2 separate regions of the Homo sapiens genome follow, and region 2 is linked to region 1. A link is a contact called in ENCODE Hi-C or POLR2A ChIA-PET data. All regions are on one chromosome and are shown on one strand. The core of a region is the stretch at or near the end of the contact, and the rest is flanking DNA. Distances in the headings are between cores, read along the strand shown. Region 1 holds the start of CCN2 (cellular communication network factor 2). Region 2 has its middle 34 kb from the start of MIR548H5.

Region 1 (5,620 bases), core at 2,110-4,609:
TGTTTACATAAAAATTCTATGGAATAATCAATTTATTAATGTATAGAATAATTAAAGATATTTAGAAAATTATTGGTGAATTATCTTATGATTAATAAGAACTTCCTATTTATGCTCAAGAAAACTCAGAAATGTTTAGAAGGATAAATGAATAACCAAGCCCTTTATAGAAAAAATATACACTTTATTTTCAACTAGAAAGGTGCAAACATGTAACTTTTGGTCACACTCTCAACAAATAAACTGTCCGAAAAACAGTCATATCAAAGTAGAAACAAATGCTTCCAGGTGAAAAAACTGATCAGCTATATAGAGTCACTCAGTTTTTAATAAAGGCCATTTGTTCATTAAAAGTGAGGCTACCACATTTCCTACCTAGAAATCAGCCTGCCAAGGACACTGATGCCTCCCCTTTGCAAACAATCTGTTTTGACGGACTGTCATTCTATCTGAGCAGAATTTCCATATAAGTATCCATTTCATGCTTTGAACGATCAGACAAGCTTTACATTCTACCTATGGTGTTCAGAAATTGAGGCTAACATTGAAATATCAAAGCATTAAAAACAAAAATAAAAAGGCACAAACAACTTTAAATTAACTTAGATAACTGTACATATATATATATATACACACACACACACACACACAATATTTACAATATAAATTTTAAAAAATCTGGCTTGTTACAGGCAAATTCACTTGCCACAAGCTGTCCAGTCTAATCGACAGGATTCCGATTCCTGAACAGTGTCATTCGAATCAGAATGTCAGAGCTGAGTCTGCTGTTCTGACTTAAGGAACAACTTGACTCAGTCTCTTGATGGCTGGAGAATGCACATCCTAGCTGTCACTGGGGCTACAGGCAGGTCAGTGAGCACGCTAAAATTTTCCTTCTCAATTACACTTCAAATAGCAGGCATATTACTCGTATAAGATGCTATCTGATGATACTAACCTTTCTGCTGGTACCCTCCCACTGCTCCTAAAGCCACACCTTAATATACATTCTGGTGCTGTGTACTAATGTAGTTCCACTGTCAAGTCTTAACATTCTTCAAACCAGTGTCTGGGGTTGATAGACTATTTGTTTGACATGGCACAATGTTTTGAATTGGGTGGGAATCTTTTCCCCCAGTTAGAAAAACAGATTTAAATAACTTGTGCTACTGAAATCATTTTTACGGAAAAATGAGATGTGAATCAGTTCAAGTTCCAGTCTAATGAGTTAATGTCTCTCACTCTCTGGCTTCATGCCATGTCTCCGTACATCTTCCTGTAGTACAGCGATTCAAAGATGTCATTGTCTCCGGGACAGTTGTAATGGCAGGCACAGGTCTTGATGAACATCATGTTCTTCTTCATGACCTCGCCGTCAGGGCACTTGAACTCCACCGGCAGGGTGGTGGTTCTGTGGGGGGTGCAGCATCGGCCGTCGGTACATACTCCACAGAATTTAGCTCGGTATGTCTTCATGCTGGTGCAGCCAGAAAGCTCAAACTTGATAGGCTTGGAGATTTTGGGAGTACGGATGCACTTTTTGCCCTTCTAAGGAAGACAAGGGAAAAGAGAGAGGAAAAAAAAAAATCAGCGACTCTACAAGAGGAGTGGCTTTCTTCAACCCTCTGTGTTTTAGTCTTCTGTTGTCTGACTTCTGTTTATATTTTGAGGGGAGGAAGTTTGAGTCTCATTTGCTATGTCCAAAAATAGCCAGAGCCTCTCTTGGAATGTCTTGAATTAACTAACCCTGTGGAAGATTTCGTAGTGGAAAACTGGTGGTTGCTATTACACAAGCTCTCATTCCAGCAAAACAGCTCAATGGTTAGATAGTTTTGGAGATAACGGGCTTATACTAACAAGCGTGGCAAGAGCCCTAAGTTGGGTCCTATCCACTGTTTTTCCTGTGAAAAATAGTTAATAGGAGCAGAACATGTACCTTAATGTTCTCTTCCAGGTCAGCTTCGCAAGGCCTGACCATGCACAGGCGGCTCTGCTTCTCTAGCCTGCAGGAGGCGTTGTCATTGGTAACCCGGGTGGAGATGCCCATCCCACAGGTCTTGGAACAGGCGCTCCACTCTGTGGTCTGGACCAGGCAGTTGGCTCTAATCATAGTTGGGTCTGGGCCAAACGTGTCTTCCAGTCGGTAAGCTGCGAGAGCAGAGCACACAAACACCATGTAAAACGCCTGGATAAGGTATTTCCCCCGTTCGGTCGGCACAGTTAGGACTCCCTCCCTGGGAGAGAATCACGACCCTGACTTAGAGGAAGACTCGACTCACCCGCGAGGGCAGGCCCAACCACGGTTTGGTCCTTGGGCTCGTCACACACCCACTCCTCGCAGCATTTCCCGGGCAGCTTGACCCTCCTCGGGAAGGGGCAGTCAGGGCTGGGCAGACGAACGTCCATGCTGCACAGGGGCATGCAGCCCACCGCCCCGTCCAGGCACGTGCACTGGTACTTGCAGCTGCTCTGGAAGGACTCTCCGCTGCGGTACACCGTACCACCGAAGATGCAGGGAGCACCATCTTTGGCTGGAGAAGAGGAAGGGAAGAGAGGGGTGGGGGATGCAGAGGTCAGGCATTGGGGCACTCTCACATCCAGAGCGTCAGGGATGCGAGTTGGGATCTGGGCTGCAGGGGGCGGGCTGGCAGCAGCTGGAGAAAGAAACTCAGTCCGAGCGGTTTCTTTTTCCAGCGGGCGGGTGGGCGTGAGGGAGGAGGCGGCCGGACACCTAGCGGTGGGGGCTGCGGGTCTTACCGGTGCACACGCCGATCTTGCGGTTGGCCGGGGAGCCGAAGTGACAGAATAGGCCCTTGTGCGGGTCGCATGGGTCGCGCTCGGTGCACAGCTCGCCCAGCTGCTTGGCGCAGACGCGGCAGCAGCCGCAGCCGTCCAGCACGAGGCTCACGCCCGCCGGGCAGCGCGGCGCCGGCTCGTCCGGGCACCGGCACGGCCCGCTGCAGTTCTGGCCGACGGCCGGCTGCAGGGAGGACAGGGCGGTCAGCGGCGCTCGGTCGGCGCGCACGCCCTCCCCGGCCGGCCCCGAGTCCCTCCCTGGCAGCCGCCGGCCGCAGCGGGGGCTCCCGGCGCTTACCCGGCTGCAGAGGGCGAGGAGGACCACGAAGGCGACGCGGACGGGGCCCATACTGGCGGCGGTCATGGTTGGCACTGCGGGCGGAGCGGAGGGCGCGGTGGCGGCGAGCGGGGAGCGGCGGGGCCTGGAGCGCTGGCGGTGGTCGGAGGTGGGGACCGGGACGCGCCGGGCTGTCGTCTCGGGGCTGTCGGCCGGGGCGGCTGCCGTCGAGCTGGAGGGTGGAGTCGCACTGGCTGTCTCCTCTCAGCGGGGAAGAGTTGTTGTGTGAGTTTGGGGCGGGCGGCCCGAGGCTTTTATACGCTCCGGGCGGCCGCGGCTCGCCAATGAGCTGAATGGAGTCCTACACAAACAGGGACATTCCTCGCATTCCTCCCCACCTTCCTGCCTCATCAACTCACACCGGATTGATCCTGACCCCTTGACACTCAGCATTCCTCCGTCTGAAAAAGCTGGCACACTCCAGCTCACAGAAAAAAAAAAAAAGGAAAAAAAAAAGCGCAGTATTTCCAGCACCAAATAGAATTTTTTTTTCCCTATCCTCTTCGCACCACTCCTGATTCATATCATTTATAAACACACTGGCAATTATTTCTTATTTCTTTTTCGAATAAGTTTGCCCTGTTCTGTCCACTGACATACATCCTTTTTAGGAAGTAGGTAGCTGAAGAGGCAAACAGCAGGAATTCCTAAAAAATTCGAAAAGGTTTCTCCCCCCCAACCCTTAGCAATGATTTGCGTTTTAGAGGCTATAGGCTCTTGAAACTCTCCAAAGAGTAGAAAAGGAGTGAGTTGCTTTTAACCATTTGAAATCCTCAAGATGCCTACCTGTAAAACCCTGAATTCTATATTTGAGATTTGATCATTTGTCACTTGAGGTAACGGTTTTGGGACAAGAAAGAGAACAAAGACGCGTGTGACTCAGGATGCAGTCTCCTGGGGCAGATTTCCAAAACTCTTGCTTAGTTTTCTCTTAATATATGTAGGAGTTTTATATAGGCAAGGACAAGGGAGGAGTGGCCATCAATGTTTCCAGAAAAAGGGATCCATTGTTCTATCAGAGCAAATGATTCTGTGTTGGGTAGGTAGGGGCTCTGGGTGTCAGGGTGGGAACACTGGGATGCAAAGGGGGTTCACCTAGGAGCATTTAAACACAGCTTCACTAGGGTCTTTGAGAAATGAGTGCATTTTCTTATATTAAAACCTATAATCTTCAAATGTGGATTGGATTTGGTTTGTCTTGTTAAAATAAGAAGTCTGATTCCATTACAAGAGCAGTGTACCCTGTTGTATCTGGATATAAACTAAGATTGACAGTGAATAATATATTTTTAGTGACTCCCCACACATCTATGAATAGTGATTGTGACTTCTCATTACCCAAGGAACATGCAGCCTGAGGGAGTGAGGTCAGGACAAGGAAAGAATAGGCTTTATTCTCCCTGGGTGTGTGCAGATGTTGAATATGGCCAATAAACCTAAGCATATCTCCATTTCTTAATATAGTGCTACTTAGCTTCACTAAAGACCCAACTAATTCACTGTGCTTTCATTTGGAATCTATGTTGTTTAGTGGCTTTTTTGTTAATACCTCCAGTTCCCATTTTATATAAAGAGAGTGATTCTAGGGCCATACCATTTTTGTATTCTGTAATGCCGCATCATTTGACATTGGTGTTACCAATGAGTAGATTCCTTTAAGTTGTTGATGCTTCAGAGCATGGGTTCAAGATAAGCATATCTGTTTGTGGTGCAAAGATCGGCTTTAGAAACAATGCATTATAGATTTATCATTTGAAAACAGCCTGTTTAAACTGATCAAATTTTTAAAGTTTCAGTACAGTCTGTTGAAAAATAGCCAAGAAGAAATATAACCACTCCAACTTCAGCATAGAGCATATCATCTGTGCACGATTACCTCGTTAAGCCAGCCACATGTTATAGAGTGTAGTTGCATGTCAATAGTGTGAATGGCCAGCAAAGGGGTGGGGGTGCCCTCTGAAGCTCAGGAAGAATTTTCGTCATTGTTATTTAATGTCCTTTCCAAGCATTCCTCAAAAAGAAGAGGCCTAAGAGTTCCTATTTAAAGAAGGAACATTCCAAGTTAACTTAATAGCCACATGTGTATTAAAGGCAACTTGGCCCTCAACTTTTTCTTCCCTTGTGGATGATTTTAAAAGTCCAAAATATGTGGGAAGCCACAGTGAAACCTTTCAAGACCTAAACCCCCAATTACATCTACCTCTAATGGTTGGAAAGGTGTGGTGGCTGGGGAAGGGTAGGGATGTGCAGTGCGAGTCTCACCTAAGGTGGGATGTGGGCTTGGTGGTGAGCTCTCCTAGCTTGCAGAGTGAGGTAGGTGGGAGAAGGGTTGGGGAATTTCTGAATCCTCAGGAGAGTCTGAAAGCTACCACCATCTTCATGCCTGCAGCAGGGAGACTCATTCATGGAGGGGATAAATTGTTGTACTGGGTTATAGTTAGATGGCCTAGGTTGTATTCTTGGAACTGCCTTTCGCAGATCTCAGGG
Region 2 (5,299 bases), core at 2,038-4,537, 190 kb before region 1:
GATTTGGAGGTTTGACTTCCATATTTCCTGCCAGATGAGTTAGTCACATTAATAGCATCCTTCATCATGGTTTGTGGTTGCCCCGATCTTTAAATTTGGTCGGCCTCTATTACAATCCCCATTTATTGGTTAGGTCCCAGGATATTTTTATCCTGTGGCCACATTAACAATTTTAAAAAAAAGGAAGCATGGCATGGTCAGCATTGTTACTTTTGGATATTGACAAAGAACTGCAACAGATTGGCCACAGTGGCTCAGATCAATAGGCCGTGGCAGTAGATACATCCTCCAAATCTGTCTAAATCTCATCTCAGAAAATGGGCTTAGCTTGCAGAGATTTCATCATCAACTCTCACCTCAGATTCTGACATCAGCCTTTTACAGCATTTAAGCAAAGTTTTCCACAAATTGAGAGCAGAAATTTAGAATTAAATCTTCAGTTGATTACTTTGATATAAGAGAGTTCATCAAATGACTCACTGTCTTCCTCTCTTGCTATCTCTGAATCTGGAACCAACTGTCTTCTGTAGTCATACAGTCATTCTGTAGTCTTGAAAGACTAGACATGTCTTGCCTATTCAAGATCTCGTTAAATCTATTTATTCAGTGAATGTTTATTGAGCTCCTTTTATGTTACAGACACTGTTCTGGGGGCTTTGGATAATCAAGGAACAAACTCGACAAAGATCCTTGCCCCTTACGGCCTTATATTCTAGCAGGGAAGACACAGTAAACAACAGGTATAGCAAATAAGAAAATTAAATTATGTGTGTTAGAAAGTGATAAATGCAGCCAGGCGCGGTGGCTCACACCTGTAATCCTAGCACTTTGGGAGGCCGAGACGGGTTGATTGCCAGAGCCCAAGAGTTCGAGACCGGCCTGGACAAGACGGTGAAACCCTGTCTCTACTAAAATACAAAAAAATTAGCCAGGAGTGGTGACGTGCGCCTGTAATCCCAGCTACTCTGGAGGCTGAGACAGGAGAATCACTTGAACCCAGGAGGTGGAGGTTGTAGTGAGCCGTGATCGCGCCATTGCACTCCAGCCTGGGTGACAGAGGGAGACTCCGTCTCAAAAAACAAAAGCAAAAACAAACAAACAAAAAGTGCTAAATGCCACAGAAGAGAAAAGGAGAAGTAAATAAGAGTAAAAAGAAGCTGTGTAGTCCCAGCTGCTCCAGAGGCTGAAGTGGGAAGATCACTTGAGCCCAAGAGGTCTAGGCTGCTGTGTGCCATGATTGTGCCACTGCACTCCAGCCTGGGTACCACAGCGAGACCTTGTCTCCAAAGAAAGAAAGAAAGAAAGAAAAATTGAATGTAGTGATGTTGTGAAGTGTAGGTTGCAAGAAATATTAAGCAGAGCACTCCGGGGAGACCTCTTTGAGATGCTGAAATCTGAGCAAAGATTTAGAGGAGGCAAAGTGTTAGCCAGGCTGATATATGGGGAAGCAGTCAACACAGGGACATGCACTGTGTTCAAGGAGCAGTAGAAGCCGGCACTGCTGTTAGAACACATTTCTTTTCCTCTCAGACCTCTTATAACCATTTCCTAAGATCCATCTCAAGAATAAGAAAGTAGGCTGTGTTCAGTGGCTCATGCCTGTAATCCCAGCACTTTGGGAGACGGAAGCAGCAGCAGCGTTTGAGGCCAGGAGTTGAGACCAGCCTGGGCAACATGGCAAAACCAATCTCTATTAAAAATATGCACACTCACACACACACACAAATTCGTTGGGCATGGTGGCGCACTCCTGTAATCCCAGCTACTCAGGAGGCTGAGGCACTAGAATCGTTTGAACCCGGGAGGCAGAGGTTTCAGTGAGCCAAGATGTTGCCACTGCACTCCAACTTGGGGCAATAGAGGAACAGAGGAAGACTGTGCCTCAAAAAAAAAAAAAAAAAAAAAGGTAAGAAACTAGATAGAGGGGAATTTATTTTCTAAAATTACAATCAACTAAAAAAAGTGTTCAGATTTTGTGGGGGTTTTTTGTTTGTTTTCTAGTTAGCAAAAACAAGTCTATTGGCAATAAACCCAAGTATAACTGCATTTTACACATTTTATAGTATTAGGATACCATATGAAATTGTCATTTTTGTAAGTCCAAAACTCTTGAATACTGTCAATTGCATGTGTTTTGTACCTTAACCTCAGAACTTCTGATGACACTATTTCTCTTAAAATTAAAGCGTATATATCACATTTATTATTTTTGAAATTATTATAGACTCACAGAAAATTGAAAAAAATAGCACAAAGAGCCCAGTATACCCTTTAGCTAGCTTCCCCCACTAGTAACATGTTACATGGCTGTGGTAAAATATCAAAACCAGGACATGTCACTGGTACAATACTGTTAACAAGTCTACAGACCTTTCTCAGATTCCACAAGTTTTTACATGCACTCATAAGATATTACTTTTTAAAGTTTACACAACCAACTTTTTTTAAGCAACTCTGAAAGTAGGCACAGATGCAGCAAGTAAGGTTCAGAGAATTTAGAATATTGTTTTTAGTCTAGTGTATCGTCCCCCTCTGTGCAGAGTATGGGATGGCCAATAGGGTGAAACCAACTGGATTTAAGGCTCTTTCTGAAAACTTTTCTTTCTGGGACCTGAACTATTCCCATAGGAGAGGTGATAAATTCTTCCAATTCTTTATGCCTCTTTTGAATTGTATATATTCCCAAGAGATTAATGCGTTCAATTCTTAGTTTTGTTTTTCTGGGATATGGAGAGATAATGTTTGCACAAGTGCTGTGGGTAAAGCTTCGAGGATAAGATGCTGATAATGGAATGATCAGCAAAATGGCAGACTGGAACTCTCCAGGGCAAATACTCTCTCCTCCCTCCCATATTTTCTGCAGGGGAGCTGTATTCATTAGGTATGTCTGGGACAACCATGGAATGTGCCTGCCTCAGACAGGATGGCTGATATTTTAAGAAACAATGGCTAAAAAAGAGATCAAATATTAAAATCTGAAATTTCCTTGTCTTTATTTAAAAATAAGAATAACTTAGATAATATGCAAATATAAATTTTGAAACCCCAAAACAGCAAGGTGAAAGTGGAAAATAAAACTATCCTGTGTTTCAAAAGGCAATTAAAGAAAAACAGCACACCACACTGTAAGACTGGAAACCAGTTGTCTGGAGGTTTTAGCAGTGCCAATGAGTAGAGAAAAGTTTCCATATAATTCAATAACCAAGTAGAGTCAGAGTGACTCAAGACTTGTCTGGAGTTTAGACTTATTTGACGGAAACTTCGTAGGGCAGGTTTTCCTCTTTCGCCAATTTGACTTTACAAGCCAAGGCCCACATACTTGGAAACAGTAACTGGACAATTACTAAATGGTTGCTGAGTGATGGAGTAAATAGTTGGAAAAAAGTTTGAATTTGGATTCATGACAGCTATCAGATAAGTCTTATTCGCATGTTCAAGACAGTTTTATATGCTATTAGGACACACTGCTGTTGAAGAAGAAGTAGAAATTGTCTCTGTATTTTCAATTAAAATTCAACTTAATCAAATGTGTTATACAAACGTATATAGAGGAAAGGCTTTTTTAGAGTTTTCAAAAAGTTTTTTTAAAAATACTTGCATTGGAGGTCCATGTGTTTGCAGAAACTACTGTCATGGGCATTTACAATTATTTTATTTATTTGATTGTATATATTTAAGGTGTACAACATGATATTTTGATATGCATATACATAGTGAAATGCTTACTAGAGTCAAGCAAATTAACATATCCATCATCTCACATAGTTGCCCTTTTTTTTCTTGGTAGCCAGAGCATCTAAAATCTACTATTTTAATAAAAATCCTCAATTTTAAGAGGCCATACAGGTGAAGGCTGTCACACAGAGGGAACTTAAGTCAAAAATCCCAGTCCCATCACTTAGGACTTCAGGGCTGTCCAGACCATTGTCATCAGAAACCAAAACTCAGGGAAAGGACAGGCTGAGGCTGAAAGCAGAGCTGAGAGAGTCCCTGTCACTTTCATATTGTATATCTATCCCTATGTGTTTATGGATATATAACCCTTTTGTATATTTACCCATCTGATAAAAATTACATTCTCTTTGCTGCAGAATTTCACCACAACCACACCTCCCACCCTTACTCACACACACACACACACACACACACACACACACACACACAGTTGTGCTGGGTAAATATTGTAAATATTGTGATAAATTGCTTTAGACGGAGGGTAAAACATATTCAGGGGTCAGACTTGACTAACACTAGATAGTGATTGTTGTGTTTTCTGGTTTGTTTTTGCTGTGGGGGTGATGGATGTTGTCTGTGGCGGGCATTGTTGGCTACATGCCTGGGTTTCTTTTTCAGTAACTGAGGAATCAAGTCAAAGGCTAGATTTGAATGTCAGCACAATATACAGGATTTTTGAGAGAAAGGAGTTTGGAGGCAAATCTTGAAGCTTCACTTCTTTTAATTTTGCAGGGTGGTGGATGATGTGATTTCTCTTCCTCAATTCCCCTAGAATTCCTCTTCAGTAAAATTGATATTATTAACCAAGTCACTGTGGTGTTGGATCTATTTGGGAGATGTGGCAAAATGCTGAGTTTGGCCTCAGAACGGGCACAGGGTGAGAAGAGAAACTCCCAGGGGATTTCAGGCTCATGTGGGTCAATTGGACTTCCAGGCAGTCATCCATTTCCTCTTAATTGAAAATGCTGCTAGGAGTACCAGGTTATCTGTTGTTAATACTTTCCCTCTAAGTTTAGAATGCTGAAGCAAAAAAAAAAAAGACTACTTTCCTAGGCAAGTATTTTCTTCCCCATGTACTTTATTATTATATTTTTATGTCACTAACAAAAATTTATCCAGTTAACAGGAAAATCTCAGGGGTAAAGAGAGATAAATTAAACACTTGTACTGAATTTAAAATATTATCCTAAGGACTAAAAATAACCTCTTAATCCTACTTATTACAAAGCTATAAATATTTACTGTAAACAGAGAAATATTGATAGGCAAAAGAAATAAGCATTCATGGTACCATCAAGCAGAACAAATCACCACTAATATCAGGATGTGTATCCTTCTAGCACTGCTTGTATAGGGTCATAGTCTGTGTATTGATTATTATCTGTACCTATTTCCAAGCACTGTACCAAGTGCTCTGCATACATTATTTCATTTAACCTTTCCTTTATACTATGAGGTAAATGCTATTTTACAGATGTAGAAACTCTTGGCTATTCAAAGGGGGAGTAGAATTGAACCCTTTGGAACAACTGTAGCTATCCAGACAGACCCTGGCCTACTCTGA

Evidence for each region. Hi-C counts contacts between places; a loop is a spot of excess contacts on that map. ChIA-PET counts read pairs that join two places held with the same protein, here RNA polymerase II (POLR2A).
Region 2: a map of ascending aorta shows a loop between it and region 1 (3-fold over the local background). The contact joins the enhancer-like site here to the promoter of CCN2 in region 1. A Hi-C loop is called at or near these places in 1 of 168 maps with a recorded cell type or tissue (ascending aorta). POLR2A ChIA-PET finds 5 or more read pairs at or near these places in 1 of 52 experiments (HepG2).

What each region holds. Positions count from the first base shown.
Region 1 is chr6:131,948,013-131,953,632 of GRCh38, forward strand. CCN2 (cellular communication network factor 2) reads right to left here and starts at 3,360. Exons shown (of 5, transcript NM_001901.4): 1 at 3,095-3,360; 2 at 2,758-2,980; 3 at 2,280-2,531; 4 at 1,937-2,148; 5 at 164-1,548. The coding sequence starts at 3,160. The coding sequence ends at 1,252. The region is part of intron 2 of CCN2-AS1 (CCN2 antisense RNA 1); the gene reads left to right.
Region 2 is chr6:131,755,814-131,761,112 of GRCh38, forward strand. No RefSeq gene overlaps it. Among named protein-coding and RNA genes, the nearest start is that of MIR548H5, 34 kb to the right of the region's middle. Within about 2 kb of position 3,288, at least 2 of the 41 ENCODE cell types and tissues checked have a DNase peak (open chromatin) inside an H3K27ac peak, as active enhancers do; they include ascending aorta, where a contact is called at or near this core.